2 separate regions of the Homo sapiens genome follow, and region 1 is linked to region 2. The links are chromatin contacts, found by Hi-C or POLR2A ChIA-PET in ENCODE. All regions are on one chromosome and are shown on one strand. The core of a region is the stretch at or near the end of the contact, and the rest is flanking DNA. Distances in the headings are between cores, read along the strand shown.

The links. Hi-C counts contacts between places; a loop is a spot of excess contacts on that map. ChIA-PET counts read pairs that join two places held with the same protein, here RNA polymerase II (POLR2A). Pooled maps may share reads with other maps.
Region 1: a loop to region 2 is called in a map of CD8-positive, alpha-beta T cell, with 7 times the contacts of the local background. The contact joins the promoter of NECTIN3 here to the promoter of BBX in region 2. A Hi-C loop is called at or near these places in 2 of 168 maps with a recorded cell type or tissue (CD8-positive, alpha-beta T cell and naive thymus-derived CD4-positive, alpha-beta T cell) and 5 of 50 pooled maps. POLR2A ChIA-PET finds 5 or more read pairs at or near these places in 1 of 52 experiments (HEK293).

The regions. Positions count from the first base shown.
Region 1 is chr3:111,070,212-111,073,188 of GRCh38, reverse strand. It overlaps NECTIN3 (nectin cell adhesion molecule 3), which reads right to left and starts at 1,373. Exons shown (of 6, transcript NM_015480.3): 1 at 1,012-1,373. The coding sequence starts at 1,171. It overlaps LOC151760 (putative uncharacterized protein LOC151760), which reads left to right and starts at 1,423. Exons shown (of 4, transcript XR_007096272.1): 1 at 1,423-1,697. RefSeq lists a silencer at 1,546-1,645.
Region 2 is chr3:107,521,587-107,524,672 of GRCh38, reverse strand. BBX (BBX high mobility group box domain containing) reads right to left here and starts at 1,711. Exons shown (of 18, transcript NM_001142568.3): 1 at 1,566-1,711. RefSeq lists silencers at 1,035-1,104, 1,215-1,304, 1,335-1,644 and an enhancer at 2,045-2,094.

The DNA.
Region 1 (2,977 bases), core at 124-2,623, 3.5 Mb before region 2:
CTTACCAAGAGCCCTCAAATAAATAACTACTCGCAGTGTTCTGATACTCCTCCTCCCACCAAAGACTGGTGTCCTTATTTTCCCAAATCGCTGCCTCCCATTAATTACCACTTAAGTCCATTTCTCTTGCATGAGGCAGACTTTTTTTTTTTTTTTTTTTTTAGCACAGTCCTTAATAAGCAGGCTTCTAGTCTGGCATACCTGGGAAGAAAACTCAGAGACTAACTCCCAAATATGACAGGAAAACAGTAACATAACACGAGGGTCAAGAGATGGGAAACAGGCGCGTGACTGTTTTGGTTAGAACAGCCGGGGCACACAGTCCATGAAATCAGGTATTTAACACGTAAATCTTGTTCCTGCGGTTTGGTAAAATAAGCACGGGCAGTGTGAGAGACGTCCCACAAGCTGGAGGGCAGGGACGAGGGTCAATCTAGAGAGCTCCAGAAGCTGTCAGGGCAGAGCCGGGGGAGTGGGCACAAGACAGAAGAAAACTAGCTGTAGGGGATTCTGCGGCTGGGTGGGCTAAAATGGTGCCTTCTCCAGGGTGGAAGGCCATGAGAAGTGGACCCGGAGGCTTCATTCCATCGGGCTCCGGTCCCTAGGGTTTCTGGGCTCACAGCTCAAGTTTCACCGGGAAAAAAAGCGGCAAACGTGCATCCCGGCACCTTAACCTACGAGGGTTCCCAGAGAATGAGCGAGGAAGTAACGGTCCCCGGAGCAAACCCGGAGTTCGGCGCACGAAGCACCATCGCCAACCCTCGGCCATCCGCACGGCGACCCGCGCGGCCGCGGGGGAGGGCAGCGGGCCGCCGGCTCAGCATTCGCTGGCCTGGCCCTTCCAGGGCCTCGCCCCGGGCGCGGCGAAAAGTTTCCAGCCAAAGTCCTCGGCACTCGCTCGCACAACCAACCGCCTCGCTGCTCCAGAGAACGGCTGGCAGAGCCGGCCGCGGCGCCCGCACCCTCAGTGGCGGCTCCCTCAGCCCACGCCGGCCGCCGAGGTTCACCTACCACAGAGCCTGGAGAAGAGCAGCAGCGGGAAGAGCAGCAGCAGCAGCGGAGGTGGCGTCGGGGGCTGCAGCAGGAGCCCGGCTCCGAGGAGAGAAGCGGAGGAAAGTTGTGCTTTGCCGCCTCCAGGACACAGCGGGGACGGCCGCAGGGTCCGCGCCATCCCCCACCCTCCCCCCGGCCCGCTCGCCCGCCCGCCCCCCGGCTCCCCCGGCCCCGGCGCCTCAGGCTCTGGGCGGAGGCTGTGGAAGGTCCGGCGCGCGCGTCCCCAGCTCCCAGCTCTAGCGCCGTCGCTGCCGGCTGACACTTGGCCGAACGCTGGCGGCTGCCTCGACACCGCCGTCGCCGACGCCACTGCCGAGGCTGAAGCGGGAGCCGCCCGCCGCCGCCGCCACTCCCCTCCCCTCGGCACCCGCCCGCGTCGAACTCCTGGGAACTCGGAACGCACCACCCCGCCCCACGCAAGAGGGGGAAAAGAAACCGACTCTCAGAGCGGGCGCCCGACTCGCCCGCCCTCCCCGCGCAACTCCACCTCCCGTCTGATCCCCGGGCGCAAGCCCTGTCTCCTCCCACCCCGCCCTCCTACACATGCTCCTCCCCTTTCAAAAAAAAATATTCTTTTCATCCACTTTGATAACGGGGTTTCTCCCACAGCAGAGATTTAAAAGGGACAGGAAAATCTGGAATAGGTTAGTCGGCCCCGCCCCTCGTTCCTGCCTGGTTTCCCCCCTTCCCTGCCTTTCCAATGGTCTCGCCCACTCCACCCCTCGCGGGTCCACGGGGGCCCCGGCGCCGACTGAGGCGAGGGCTGCGGGACAATCACGCTCGGCCTTCTCCTCTCCCGGGCGGCGCTCTCCCTGTGGCGGGGACCTGGGACGAGGGGGTGGGGTGGGGAGGGGAAGGCAGGAGGGGGCTGCCCTTCCGTTGCCCATGCTAAAGGTTCCTGTGTAGGAAGCTGGACGCAGCCTGCTGGACTAGTAATCTTCCTCCTCGCTGGGGCGCGGGGCACTGAAGGGAGGGAGAGACTTTCTCCTCCTTCCTGTTCCCCGGGACAGCTGTGCTCTCCGAATCCTTCCCTTCTTCCCAGCCCACTTATTCCCCGCTCGCCAAGGCACGTTTGCACAGGCATTTTTCCTGCTCTTTTTTCTGGGAGGGCAGCTTGGTAGAATGGTCGGCGGAGCTGGGCGAGGAGAGGGGTCTTCAGAAGGTTTGCTTTCTTGCTCTTGCTTCTCACTGGCCGCTGGGCTGTCCACTTTCCGCGCCGGGCGACTGGCAACAGGAGGCCATGGATTTCCCCCAACGAGTGCGTTGGTGTTTTTCTTTGGTTTTGTTTCCTTTGCATGTTCGTATGTGTAGTTTTATTTTCTTGCCTGTTTTCGTTTGATGGCAGAGAGGCGACCTCGGGAAGTATTAAACATTTGCCCGTATAAGAAGAGCGTCTGTGGTCCACCATGACCCTCGCTCATCCCAGGTGGCTCTCCGCCCTGCCCTCTCCATCCTCCCGCCTCGCACAGTACCGGCAGCTTGACCTTGGAGCCACTGCCACATTGGTTCCGCGGGGGGAGTAGGAGGGTGGACAATTTGGACTGTCCAGCGTAGGGGGTGAATTGAAGGCAGAGGACACCAGTCCTCAGGCCTGACACTATTAATTTTATGTAGGTCCTGTCATCTCCACGAGATAGCCATAAATGTGTTCCAGTAACAGGAAAGCTGAACAAGGATCAGCCGCCCAGAAGTTAGCCTGTCGCAGCTAAACTAATGCATGCTTGCGGCCAAGACCACGCTGTCCTCGGCTTTCAGTCAATAGGGTCTTCCCACCTTCCGCCCGCTGGATTACAAGGCTTTACTAACCTCCAAGGCTACAAGCCATTCTACACCCTGCCCACCTCTTTTTTCTTTCTTAACTTCTGCCTCCCTTCCAGTCTCCCAGCGCTCGGTCTAGTGCCTTTTTCCCTCCAGCCCTTTCCTC
Region 2 (3,086 bases), core at 462-2,961:
CAGAAAGGAAAGCAAAAAATAGCTTCTCTCTCTGTCTCTCCCTCTCCCCCCCCCCCCCTCTGTCGTACATGTTGTGTCTTAGCTTTTTGCATCGTTTCGTTTTACCTTCCTCATTTAGCAGAAATGATCGCGGCTATTTCACACATAAACGTGTTCCAGATTCTGGGATTCAGGGTCCTTGTAAATTACAGGACTCGGGTTCGGTCTCAGTTATGTTAAGTTTCATACAATACCAAAAAATAAATAAAATATGATAATAAATTTCAGAGGGTGAGTGAGCGAGACGAGGTGGAGGAGGAAAAGAAACCTCGAGTCTGATTTCTGTAATTTACTAGCGACCCGGATCGCAGCAAATAACAGTGTAACACGAGTGTGGCTTAAGAGGGCTAGGGAGCTCTTTCTAGAGGCATCGACCCCATCCCCGGATAAAGGATCTGCAAGTTTTCTGTCATCGCGACCAGGCAAAGCCGTAACTTACCTTCAGAAATAAGACTTTAAACGGCCAAGGCCTTCCTCCTCCCCTCCACCACCACCCTCAGCCTCGCTCTCTCCACCTTAAACTTATTGACACAACATAATCCCACATTCAAGCAAAATCCTGACACAGCCTCCCTCCTCCTCTTCCCCCTCCTCTCTTCCCTCCCGTTCTCTCTCTCCCTCTCTCTCTGTCTCCCTCTCTCCCCCCCCTTCCCTCCCTCTTCTCTCTCCCCTTCTCCCTCGCCCTCTTCCCCCTCTCCCCCTATTCTTCCTCCAGGCTACTCTGGCACTAAAACAGCACTTTCTCTACTCGCCGCGCATTTGGGTAGGGGTGGGGGGTGAGAGGGCACTGATCTGCGGGGCCGGAACACCCAAATCCCAACTCTCCAGATGAACGAGCAACTGGGCTGCTGTTCCCGGTCACCAACGCAGACGAAACGTTCAATAAATCCACCGAAGGCTGGCTCCTCGTACCTTCCTCCACTGCCCCTGCTCCCCAGGCCCCACCTCCCCGGCAGCCGAGACCAGGCAGGGCTCCACGTACTTTCGCCGAGATGAAGTTTGGGGCTCCCCGGGCGGCCACGAGCCGCCCGCCGGCGTGAGGGCTCTGTTGTTGTTTTCCTGGGGCCGCTCCAGCCCGCGCCCCGGCGCCCGTGCCCCTCTCAGGCGGCGCTGCCTGTGTGCCGAGAGGTGCTGGTTGCAAACGCAGCCTGGCACCGGCTGGCCTACTACTCCCCAGCCCGGCCCCCAGCCTCCCGCTCGCAGGGCACTGCCTCAGCGCCCCCCGCCCCCCGGCCCCAGCCGGCGCGGCCGCCGCGACCCTCGCCCCCGACCTCTCCCGACCCAAAGTTTTGGCGGAGGGGGAAAGTGCCCAGGGAGCGGGCCGGCTGGCGGCGGCTCCGGACGCGCGGGGTTCCCTCCGTCTTCCTCAAGTCCACCCTACCGGCTGCCGCCGCCGCCGCCGCCGCCGCCGCCGCTGCTCCTGCCGCGGAGTCCTTGGGGCTGCAGCCCGGCGGCTCGCAAGTGAGTAGGAAAACAGAAAGTGAGGGGAGTGCGCCCAGGGAGGGCTGGGGATGGGGGGCGCCTACCTCGCGGGCTCGCCGGGCGTGAGGGCGTGTGTGTAGCTAGCCCTCAGCGGCCAGTCAGGGTTTCTCTATGGGAAAGTGGAGAGAAGCTCGCGGAGCCGCTCTGCCTCCGCTTCACTGTACACTGCTCCACATACAGTACATGCAACCCGGAGAGACTGAAAACACTCATTTTATATAAGGCAGCCTGCCATTGGCCCGCGCAGTGACGGACAGGCCGCGCAGCCAAACAAGAGGCCCGTTACACCCAAACACACGCACACATACACACATTTTACAGAGACACACAAAGATCATCACATTTTCTATTTTCTAATGTTCGGGACCTGTAGACAGTAGGAGAGGACAGGTAAAGAGGCCCAGCAGAGTGGGGTAAAGGGGAAAACCCCTGTCTGCACCAAGTTGCAAGGCTTGAAACTGGTGTCCTTTTGACTTGGGAGGGTTATGGTAATAAACTACAACTCCACTGGATATGGAAGTGAGGGGGGTTTTTCATCGCTGCCTTTTGGTGCCCCATGGAAGAGGCCTGCATTGTGTTACGATTTTACAGCCTGACCCGGCTAACAAGTGGCCAAGAAAGGCTTTTATCACCTTGGATTTCTTTTGTCAATGGGTTAGCTATCACATAGGCCAAAATAGTGCAAGATAAGTTTATCAGGACTCTAATGCATTGAGGTTGTTAGTGCCTCATTCGTAGGTAGATTCAAAAAAATCAATATAACAACACACAAAGATAAACATTTTGCTGAAATAGCCAAACAACTTTTAACTGGTCAGTGGACTGCCATCACCTGTGTGGACATGCAAACTGTGCTGTTAGGTAAAATAAGTCATGGAAGATTGGCTATTGACCCTTAGCCTTCAAAACAGACCTTTGATTCAATATATACATGATTTATATTTTGCATATTATATATAAAAATATATGACTCTTTACATATTTCACATCTCATGTGAACATCATATGTTGCATGACTTTTGGAGATGATGAACCTCAGGACTGGTCTTTCTGATTGTTTTTCAACAATGCAACTTCAGAAGATTATATGAGACAGTTCAATACACATAAGTCAACAGGTTGGTGGAAAGAAGTCAAAGCTGGAAATTAGAAGGAATAAATTGTAGATTAAACTCTTTAACCAGCTGAGCAATCTTGAGCAAGTTACTTAACCTCTCCAATGCTCAGACTTGGTTTTGATTTTTAAGATTAAAATAAGAAGCTTTTCCAGATTCCCTCAATTAAATGTTTATTCAGCATCTACTATGTGTCAGGCATTATCTTAGGCCTAGATGTTTTCTTAGGGTTCCTTCCGTTTTAAGAGTTGGTGAATTATTCTCAAATACAAACATTTTGGAGATTACATAAACACTACGATTTTATGGCCTAGGTAAGTAGCTTTAAAACTTAAAGAAAACCCAACTAGGGCAACTTATTTCAGTTCCCCTTTTATTTCCTTGATGCTGTCTTAAGGTTTTTCTCTCGCATCCATAAAGTTGTTAAAAGAGTGTATGTGTGCATGTGAG